Regions from separate parts of the Homo sapiens genome. Here region 2 is linked to region 1. Evidence: read pairs that join two places in POLR2A ChIA-PET (ENCODE). Cell type or tissue: GM12878. All regions are shown on one strand. Each heading gives the region's core, and the rest is flanking DNA. Links, peaks and the distances in the headings are about the cores only. Region 1 overlaps ZNF641 (zinc finger protein 641). Region 2 has its middle 15 kb from the start of OR8S1.

The links. ChIA-PET counts read pairs that join two places held together with the same protein. Peaks named below come from ENCODE experiments on the same cell type or tissue, not always from the same donor. Only the 100,000 strongest peaks of a DNase experiment are listed, where the experiment ranks them.
Region 2: POLR2A ChIA-PET joins it to region 1 with 5 read pairs; 2 of 35 experiments call an interaction of 5 or more read pairs at or near these places.

The regions. Positions count from the first base shown.
Region 1 is chr12:48,340,172-48,345,553 of GRCh38, reverse strand. It overlaps ZNF641 (zinc finger protein 641), which reads left to right. Exons shown (of 6, transcript NM_001172681.2): 4 at 80-209; 5 at 842-955; 6 at 1,827-5,382. The coding sequence ends at 2,581. Among named protein-coding and RNA genes, the nearest start is that of ZNF641, 8.1 kb to the left of the region's middle. In GM12878, for the core only: no CTCF peak of the experiment used is centred there; no DNase peak of the experiment used is centred there.
Region 2 is chr12:48,537,655-48,543,036 of GRCh38, reverse strand. No RefSeq gene overlaps it. Among named protein-coding and RNA genes, the nearest start is that of OR8S1, 15 kb to the right of the region's middle. RefSeq lists a silencer at 503-612. In GM12878, for the core only: a CTCF peak has its summit at 532 (motif pointing left); a DNase peak (open chromatin) is centred at 2,480.

The sequences.
Region 1 (5,382 bases), core at 331-5,330:
TACTAACTTAGCCTTTCATACTGAATCACATTTTCCTTAAAAAACAGCTGCTGACAGAAGATGCTACATTTTGTTTCAGGGCCTGGTAACCATCAAGGATGTGTCACTGTGCTTCTCTCAGGAGGAGTGGCGGAGCCTGGACCCCTCTCAGACAGACTTTTATGGAGAATATGTCATGCAGGAAAACTGTGGGATAGTAGTCTCTCTGAGTAAGCATGACCTTCTCCAGCCACTAGAAGATTGGACTCTGGGAGGACGGAGCCATCTGCTTCAGGGCTATTGGATAGTGTCTGTCTAGGACTCTTTATGTGGCAGGGAATCTGTCTATGCTTCCGCTGGAGAAAGAACACTAGGGCCAATCCCAAGAGAATGAGAGTAAATATCATTAAAAAAAAAAAAGTAAAAAAGCAAATGATGCTTAATTGTGGAGTAGAACTTGAGGTTCTTCTTGGTTGGGAATTAGGAGGTTCTCATAAAGCAGAGAGAACTGGAACTGGGTCCTTGTAAACTTGGGAACCATGTAGAGGAAGATAGGGATGCAGGGAGTAGGACTGTCGTAGTAGGACTAAAGTGAAGTTACGCCCAGAAAGGCCAGCTGGGCTGGAAGTATCTGAGTGGAAGAAAACAGGTTCATTGGGAAGGAGAGTGATTTTCTAGGCAGAGAAGAGGGACTTAACAGAAATGGGTGGGGGAAGAGGTTGGGGTGGGGATATGTTTCTTTCTTGACCTTCTTTTGTCTAGAGTTCCAAACAATAGGAAACAGTTTTTTGTATTTTTTTTTCAGAAATATAGAATTGCTGTTGAACTAATTGACAGCTCTATTTTCCTTTCCCATGAGCAGGATTTCCAATTCCCAAACTGGACATGCTTTCTCAACTAGAAGGAGGAGAAGAACAATGGGTCCCTGACCCCCAGGACTTAGAGGAGAGGGACATTCTGAGGGTCACATATACAGGTAAGAACCTAGAATAGGCTTTCAGCCACTTCCTTCACAGTTCGGGACATCATCATTCCATGTTCGTTTAATCCCTCCTCTGCCTCAGAGAGTTCCAGAGACAAAAGGTTTAGAGATTTTTTTCTTCAAAAGCAAGGGAGTGTAATAGAATGATGTAGCAGGCACTTTGTGGATTTGAATTCTGGGCTGTAGTTGTGGGACCTTGGAAAAGTAATAAAACTCCCTTTGGTTTCTTCATCTGTAAATTATTGTGAAAATTAAATATATGAATATATTAGAATATTAGAATAGAACAGTGCCAAGCACATAATAAGCACTCAATAAATGTTAGTTGTTGTTATTGTTGATATTGTTGTCAACCTCCCACCCATTTCAGGAATGCCTTGAGGACTGCCGACAGGTGTCATTCAGCCAGTGACAATTGCGGCACATTCTGTAATTCTCTCCATCTATGCTTAGATAGAAAGATGCTGATTAATAGTAATATACAGTAGTAAATAAATAATGGTAATAAATAATAACAATAACATATACAATTTACTAAGTACTTAAACTATGTGCAGGTTCTGTGCTATCTATCTTATAACTGCCGGAGAGAGAGGTATTATTCCAATTTTACAGAAGAAATGAAGGTTTAGGGAAGTTAAGTGGGAAAGCTGAGATTCCATCTTAGGTAATCTGCCTCCTAAGCCTAGGCTTTTAACCTCTATATCTATTGCACTGTCTTGTACGACATTAGACTATGTTCTCTCAGCCCTTCTGGGGTCAAGTCTGGGCCCTGGCAGGTATCAGACAACCTCATTTGTGACTTAGGCCTCAAGCACTCTCTTGTGACTCTTCTCTTGGGGTTGGTATTTCCCCTTCTCCGCAGGAGATGGAAGTGAACATGAGGGGGATACCCCTGAACTAGAAGCAGAACCTCCCAGAATGTTATCCAGCGTGTCTGAAGATACTGTTCTCTGGAACCCGGAGCATGATGAGAGCTGGGATTCCATGCCCAGCAGCTCCAGAGGAATGCTCCTGGGGCCCCCTTTTCTTCAGGAAGATAGTTTCTCAAACCTGCTGTGTAGCACAGAGATGGATTCCCTGTTAAGACCCCACACATGCCCCCAGTGTGGGAAACAGTTTGTATGGGGTTCCCACCTTGCCAGGCATCAACAAACACACACTGGGGAGAGACCCTACAGCTGCCTCAAGTGTGAGAAGACCTTTGGGCGAAGACATCACCTCATCAGGCACCAGAAAACCCACCTACATGACAAGACCAGCAGGTGCTCTGAGTGTGGTAAGAATTTCCGATGCAACTCCCATCTGGCCAGCCACCAGAGAGTGCATGCAGAAGGCAAATCCTGCAAAGGCCAAGAGGTTGGAGAGAGCCCTGGCACAAGGAAACGGCAGCGTGCCCCACCAGTGCCAAAGTGTCACGTGTGCACTGAATGTGGGAAGAGCTTTGGCCGAAGGCACCACCTTGTGAGACACTGGCTGACCCACACTGGGGAGAAGCCCTTCCAGTGCCCTCGCTGTGAGAAGAGCTTTGGCCGAAAACATCACCTGGACAGGCACCTGCTCACCCACCAGGGACAAAGTCCCCGGAACAGCTGGGACAGAGGAACATCTGTCTTTTGAAATCTGTTTCCACTACAGCTATGGTCAAGTCTATCAGCCGGTGCTACCAGGAGTCACTGCCAGGGCTGCCGTTCTCCTGAACCCCAGTGGCCAGAATCATAAGCCCTGACCCCATCCCTAGAAAGATGAGGTCCCAGCAATGGCCAGAGCATTTCTCACCAGTTCTGTGAGATAGCACATAAAAATAGAGTTCTTTGGGCAAAACTTTTGGGAAGCAATGCATCCTACATGGGCTGATATTCAGCCTGAGCTGTTCTCAAGAGGAGAGTGGTACTGGCAGTTTATGGCTGAAATCCATTCTGATTGGTTGGAGTCTATGCTATACCAGTTGTTAAACATTTTGAGTATCACTCTTGCATACTGTTACTATTATATTTTCTCTATATATAGACAGAAAGGCCATTTTAGAATATTAAAGGCTCTGAAAATTTCTGCAGTAGACCCAACTGAAGGTTCTATTAAGGCAGTGTTTCCTAAATGTATTTGACCTCAGTATCCTTTCTATTTACATCCCACAGAACTGGTGACTATGAAACACTCTGGTGAACACTGGGTTAGAGAGTAACAAGGAAACAAGAGATAGTGATCAGGCATCCAGAGCCCCCTTTTTTATCCATATGAAAGCCAGGGGGGCCAGACCTTGTTCATGTGTGGGTCTGTCTTCCTTATGCCAATCAGCAGTATATACATCACCTCTCACCCTCACCTGCTGAAAAAATAACCTTTTTACCCATTATTCCTACTCCCTTCATCCTGCACATACATATATCCAGCTGAGAGATCACACTACAAGGCTAAGAGATGATCTAATACCCCCAAATAGCCCTGGCCCACACAGAAAAACAGAAAAACAAAAAAAACTTTATCCCCTTGAACAGTCCCCTCTCTCCTCTTGACTGTCTTTATGTGTCTGTGTATTTGTGTGCAGGGTCTTTGAAGACAGCATGCTATGTGCAAACTGTACAAGCTAGGTTTTCTAGGGGCTGTGTTCTGGGGATGAGGGTAGTGGGGATTATATGGGGTTTTTTCTTTGTTTCAAGACAGGAAGCAGTCTGGTTAAGGGAGAACTAGTGGAAAGGGTTAAATGACAGGTTAAGTTGAGTACAAAGCTTTCCCAGTACTGCTGAGATTAAGACAATTGTGGATGTGTATGTCTAGGTTTGAATCTCTGGGCTGCAGATTGCTTTTGCCCTGGCAGAGAAAGAGGAGTCTTTGGGGAGGTGAGCTGTTTCTTGTTGATTTCAGGCAAGAGGCACATAGAAACTTTGTATTGAGTGGGGATTTTGTTTTAAGTGCTGGAAAATTAGGGCAGGAATTACGTGTTTGCAAGTTGTTGCCATCACTGGTTTGAATTTGACTGCCTCATCAAGGGGCAAGAGTTATTCTTGAAGATCTCATTCTCCCAGAAACAGAACTTTAGGGAAAATGGCTGTGGCTTAGCTTTTCAGCTGCTGCAGGGTAATAAGCTTTCTGGTTGGTTTTCCTTCCAATTCTGGAAAGGTGTCCACACTAAGACCCTTAACTCTAGGGCTTGCATAAGTATTCTAGCATCGTTAGCTAATGAGTTGGTCATTGTTTCTCTTTATCAATAATTGTGTTAATACCAATCTTATAATTTAAAAATTATCTTGTATGTAAGAGCAGTTCGGGGTTAGGGAGGAAGAGGAGCAAAGTGGGATATTTTCTCTTTAATGCTTAGATACTGTTTCTTCCCTAAGATGTGTTTCTCAACCACAATTGGTGGAATGAACCAGAGAGGCAAGAGGAAGTGAATTGCACCAATTTAGTTTAGCGACTGTGCCTTTTGCAGGAAAAACTGGGTGAATCACAGCTCCTCAGAGTCCTGGACTCAACTAGAATTGAAGATAGACTTATTTTGCTGACTGGGCTTCTTAGAGTTTATGTGACTTGAACAGCTTGGCCCCTGCCTCCCTTCTGCTACTGTGAGCAGCCTTCCTTCTTCCTTCATTCTTCCTGGAATGCAGTTCTCTTGCTTATGATCCTATGAATAAGGCAAAATGGCTGGTCTTTGTAAGGCAGGTCTTGCCCTAGCTTCTCAGAAACAGGAGCATTTTAGGATCAGTATTAGGAGATGCCCCAGGGAGTAAGAAAGTATTGGGTTCAGTGATAAATCTGGACTCTGACATTTCTTTTACTCTCCCTCTTTAATACTAAAAGCTCTGCATAAGCAATGGTTCAGAACCTGTCTTGGGTACAGACCTGTTGAATCTGACAGAAACCAGAAACGCACTTTTGAGAAAAAGACATTTGTAATTCACTCAGTTTTCCATACACATTTAGCAGGTTCAAAGCCCATCTGTGGAATCCCTAAACTGCCTTCAAAGAAAGGGAGTTCCCCGATCTAAAATGGTCATTATATATTTGTGTCAAGAATTAGAAGGCAAGGGTCACTAAATATTTTAAGGATTAAGGTACCAGAGGCATCAGTGGTATAAGGATGGAGTCTGGTCTTTAATTACGACAAGGGTATTGCTTACATTCTACTCTCTGGTTTTCAAAAAGATCTGACATGCTGACAAATCCAGCTCCTCACAAATCTTGTTTGAAGGACTTGTGGGAAGTGATATTCCTTACTATTAGATCACGCCCCTTATAACTACATGTTAACATCCAGCCTTTTATCTGTTTGAGTAATTGTAGGGATAGAAAGTGAAGCCCCCAGAGTTAGGTGCAAGTATAGCACCCAGCTGAAAGGCATCATGGAGTCTAAGGGCCTTCTACAGAAGGGGCAATCCTTTGGGTTATTTCTGGTGTACCACTGTCTTCTCTACCTCGGTCCA
Region 2 (5,382 bases), core at 85-5,084, 200 kb before region 1:
CTCAGCCTCCTGAGTAGCTGGGACTACAGGCACGAGCCACCACGCCCAGCTAATTTTTTTTTTTTTTGTATTTTAGTAGAGATGGGGTTTCACCATATTGGCCAGGTTGGTCTCGATCTCATGACCTCGTGATCTGCTCCCCTTGGCCTCCCAAAGTGCTAGTATTACAGGTGTGAGCCACCATGCCCGGCCGATAACAAATCTTTATTAGCAAAGAACACAGAATAAACAACTTTACAACCAAAAAGTAATTTTTGCCATAAAAAGGTGGCATATATATATATATATAATGGCTGAGGAATAACCAAAACTTGCCATGTAAGGCCAGTAAGAAAATTCCAACAATTAACAAGAATGCAATTTTCAATGGCCCATTAATTACAGAAAAATTAAACAACTACATCAAAATTAAAATTGCCTACATATTAGAAATACATTTCAACTTAACTAAATATCTTCTTAGTAGTAATTAGTCTCATAGTTACAACCCGGTGTCAGGTTATGGTTGCCCAGCTTCCTTTGGTTGGAGCGCCGTCTCCTGGCCAGAGAATGTGAAGCTCAGCCAAAGGAGATCTTTGGGCTTCCTTTTACCTTTGCTAATGCAGCAACCGTGGAACTGAATTTTAGTGGACCTGCCACTGGATTGAAATTTCCTGCCAATCCATTTTACTAGCTCCTGAGGTTTCAGTTTTATAATTTTCAGATCTCACTGGGAAGGTTTATTATCAGCAAGTGATTTCAAAGCATGTGCTACTTCAAACTAAGGGCAAGTAGGCAACCAACCACATGGCGTCAATGATTCATTTTCATCCTCTTTATCGGAACCACCCCTTTTCTATCTAAATAATGCCTTAGTTATAGTTTTAGCTAAAAATGAGTTGGGGAGACAAATTTCTAATCCCACATATGATGCTGGCTGGCTGAACTAATGGCAGCAGTTAGGCAGAGAGTAATGGCTAAGTCCAAAACACCTAATTTTTCTTCAATTGCAAAGTCCAAAAACACTTCTGGTCCCTCACAGGACCCCAAATAATGATGCTTACCAACCTATGGTTACTTTGGGAAAAGGATACAACACAGAAGTAACTTGAAGTAAGGAGAAATGTCACAGCCAAAGGATGTCTCACACAAGGTGTCCAGTGAGACCTGGCATGGGTTCCAGCTGTCCTCTCTCTATAAGGTAATGCCAGGACCTGCTTCACCCTCAGATCAGGAATCAGCGATGGGTAATGAGCTCAGCTAACTGTAAGAGCAAGGCCTTCTCCATCTTCTCCCCACAATATCTGGTGAATTCTATTATACAAGACAGGCTTAGTCAGCTGCCTTAGCACCTCGATGGTTTCTGTGTGTGACCAGGACTGCATTGTAACACATGCAGTCCTGCATTATCTTTGCAGGACTGCATTGTAACACTTTTAAAATTCATAATCTATAGCTTGATTATTGTGGAAGTCAAGCAACAAAATGATAAAATTCGAACTCTGTCTGAAAATCTGTAAAGACACTAGGTAGTTCATCATTTTTGTCTCCTGTCCAAAGACACAGATGTCTCAGGGAGTAAAGGTAATGTCAACACAAACTTGCATTTTCTTCTTTTTTTTTTGTTTTTGAGATGGAGTTTTGCTCTTGTCGCCCAGGCTGGAGTGCAATGGTGTGATCTCAGCTTACTGCAACCTTCACTTCCCAGGTTCAAGTGATTCTTATGGCTCAACCTCCAAGTGGCTGGGATTACAGGTGCCTGCCATCATGCCTGGCTAGTTTTTTGTACTTTTAGTAAAGACAGTGTTTCACCATTTTGTCCAGCCTGGTCTCAAACTCCTGACCTAAGGTGATCCACCCTCCTCAGCCTCCCAAAGTGCTGGGATTACAGGTGTGAGCCACCGTGCCTGGTCTAACTTGCATTTTCTTGATCAGTGGTGTATTGTAATTTTTTAGCCCACAGACTCAGGTATGCAAAATATGATTTTATTTTAAACACATTTTGGAGATACACATTTTGGATGAGTATCTCTCATCCAAAATGCTTGGGAGGGAATGTTTTGGGTTTCACAGTTTTTCAGATTTTGGAATATTTTCATCACACTTGCCAGCTGAGCATCCCTAATCTTAAATTCCAAAATTCAGATGCTCCAGTGAGCATTTCCTTTGAGCTTCATGTTGGTGCTCAAAAAGTTTTGAATTTTGGAGAATTTTGGATTAGGAATCCTCAAACTGTATTAATTTATCTTTCAAGCTTCTGTTTATGTCTGAAGCAAAAATTTAATTCAGTCATGTTAAGTATGAACTCAGTGGAAAATTCTGTGATTTCTCAGTCATTTAAGGTTTCATAACTATACATTAAGATTTTCCCCTTCTTGTCTCTTACTGGGGGTTGATGTTATGCTGACCCTAGAGTAACTGTGGTGTTGGTGACCACAGGCATCTACTCACTGGTGGCCTGCCTTGGTTCTATGCTGATTTCCTGCTCCACATGTGACTCATCCCCTCTGGCCCTCAGGTGTGGCCCTCTCTCTCCTGGTAATCTAGCATGGCGTAGATGATCCTTATCCAGTTGCTGGCAAGGCTGTCCAAGGCATATTTGCTAAGTCAATTTCCTTTTGTTCTGGTCATAAGACCCTTTGTGGGTGTAGTATACTATTAGAGACATACTGTGGCTACAAGATTAACAATAACCATAAGGCCCACTCAAATATCACACATGGCCCACACTATATGTCACTTAGCAGTATGATGCAAGGTGGCCTGGGGATTTCCAACTCTGGCCAGAGTATTACTAGGACAAGTTGCATCATCATATATAGTGTAGGTCCTGTGAGATGTTTGAGTGGGCCTTATGGTTATCATTAATCTTACAGCTGCAATATGTGTCTTATAGTATACTACAGTGGGCTGCTAACTCTCTCGTAAGCTGACATTCTTTTTTTTTTTTTTTTTTTGAGATGGAATCTCCCTCTGTCACCTAGGCTGGAGTGCAGTGGCGCAATCTTGGCTCACTGCAACCTCCGCCTCCCGGGTTCAAGCGATTCTTCTGCCTCAGCGTCCCGAGTAGCTGGGACTACAGGTGTGCGTTACCATGCCCGGCTAATTTTTGTATTCTTAGTAGAGACGGGGTTTCGCCATACACGCCAGGCTGATCTTGAACTCCTGACCTCATGATCTGCCCTCCTCAGCCTCCCAAAGTGCTGGGATTACAGGTAGGAGCCACCGCACCCGGCCTGTAAGCTGACATTCTTGCCCTACTAGTAGTCACTGCCTTCCCCTGTCATTCTAAGGCTAAGGGGAACTCAGGAAAGGATCTCTTACCTCTTATACCTGTACAATTCATTCTTCCATTTCTTGTTCATAGTGGTTGCACCATATTTTGCAGGGAAGTTCTCAAGGGACTTGCCATTTTTCTGGGTCCCAACTAACCTTATGATGATAAGAAAGAGAGAGGACATGTTTTGGGGAATGAAAACATGATGCTTACCATTTAGCTCATTTAGCTATGCTCATTTTTCTGCCCAAGTCCACTTCTCATTTCTCTTTTCATGTACTCTTTAGGGACCAACCTGAGTGGGAACAGAGGTGAAGCCAAGGCTTAAGAGTGGTGGCAGCAAGAGAACTCCCACGATTGCTAGTCATGCTAATTTAGCCTTTCCACCATTTTCCTTTCCTTTGGAGTTTGATGGATACTTTCTGTGTAAAGGGAAAGGATACTTAACCTAAACTATTGATTGTTCCACCACTTGAGTTCTAGGGCTATTGTAATAAGTCAGAGTTAAGTAGAGAAGCCTGACCCTTCTGAAATGTCTACTGAATTCTATTCCCAAACCACTTGTATCACATATAGTATGGTATCACTGGATCAGAAGGGAGTCAGTGATTGCCTGCCTTATTTCCTCTCCCTTCTGACACTTATCCCCACCCCAAACACTTGTAATTCTTTTCAAATGAGATTCAGTGTTTTTGTGGGGTCATTCCTATGGGTCTGAGATGTAAACACAGATACCTAGGCACAGTGACTGCGTTGAGGGGTCATCTGAAGGCATGCAGCCTCCTTGTATATCCTCATTCTTAAATAGGAAAAATAAATGTCTTTTCAATATTTCATTAAATACACCAATACATCCTTCCCCCCAGCTTTTATGAGGTATAATTGATGAACAAAAATTGTATATATTTAAGATATGCAAACTGATATTTTGATATATGTATACATTGTGAAATAATCACCGTAATGGAGCTAATTAACATATCCATCATCTCCATACTGCTTTTCATAGAGGTTGTACTAATTTACATTCCCACCAACAGTGTATAAGCATTCCCTTTTCTCTGCATCCTCACCAACATCAGTTATTTTTTGTCCTTTGAATTCTAGCCATTCTGACTGGTGTAAGATGATATCTTATTGCAATTTTAATTTGTATTTCTCTGATGATGAGTGACGTTGAGCATTTTTTCCTATACTTGTTGGCCATTCATATGTCTTCTTTTGCAAAATATCTATTTACATCCTTCTTTCACTTTTTTTTTTTTTTTGAGATAGAGTCTTGCTCTGTCACCCAGACTGGAGTGCAGTAGTGCAATCATAGCTCACTGCACCCTCAACCTCCTGGGCTCAAGTGATCCTCCCACCTCAGCCTCCCCAGTAGCTGGAACCACAGACTCACACCACCATGCCCAGCTAACTTTTTAATTTTAATAGAGACGGGGTCTTGCTACATTGCCCAGGCTGGTCTTGAACTCCCGGCTCAAGTGATCCTCCTGCCTCGATGTCCAGATGTGTTGGGATTGCAGGCATGAGCCACTGCACCTGGCCATTTGCCCACTTTTAAATAGGATTATTTGTTTTTGTTGTTGTTGTTTGCATTCCTTGTACATTCTGAATATTAATACCCTGTTGAATGCATAGTTTGCAAATACTTTCTTGCATTCTGCAGGTTGTCTGTTCATGTGTTGGTTATTTCTTTTGCTTTGCAGAAGCTTTTTAGTTTAATTAAATCTCATTTATTTATTTTTGTTTTTGTTGCTTGTGCTTTTGAGGTCTTAGTCATGAATTCTTTGCCTAGACCAATGCCCAGAAGAGTTTTTCCTAGGTTTTCTTTTTTTTTTTTTTTTTGAGACAGGGTCTTGCTCTGTCACCCAGGGTGAGTGCAGTGGCACCACTGCAGCTCACTACAGCCTTGACCACCCGGGCTCAAGCGATCCTCCTGCCTCAGCCCCCTGAATAGCTGGGATTACAGACATACACCACCATGCTTGGCTAATTTTTATACTTTTTGTAGAGACAACATTTTGCCATGTTGCCCAGGCTGGTCTCGAACTCCTGAGCTCAAGTGATATGCCTGCCTCGGCCTCCCAAAGTGCTGGGATTACAAGAATGAGCCACTGTGCCTG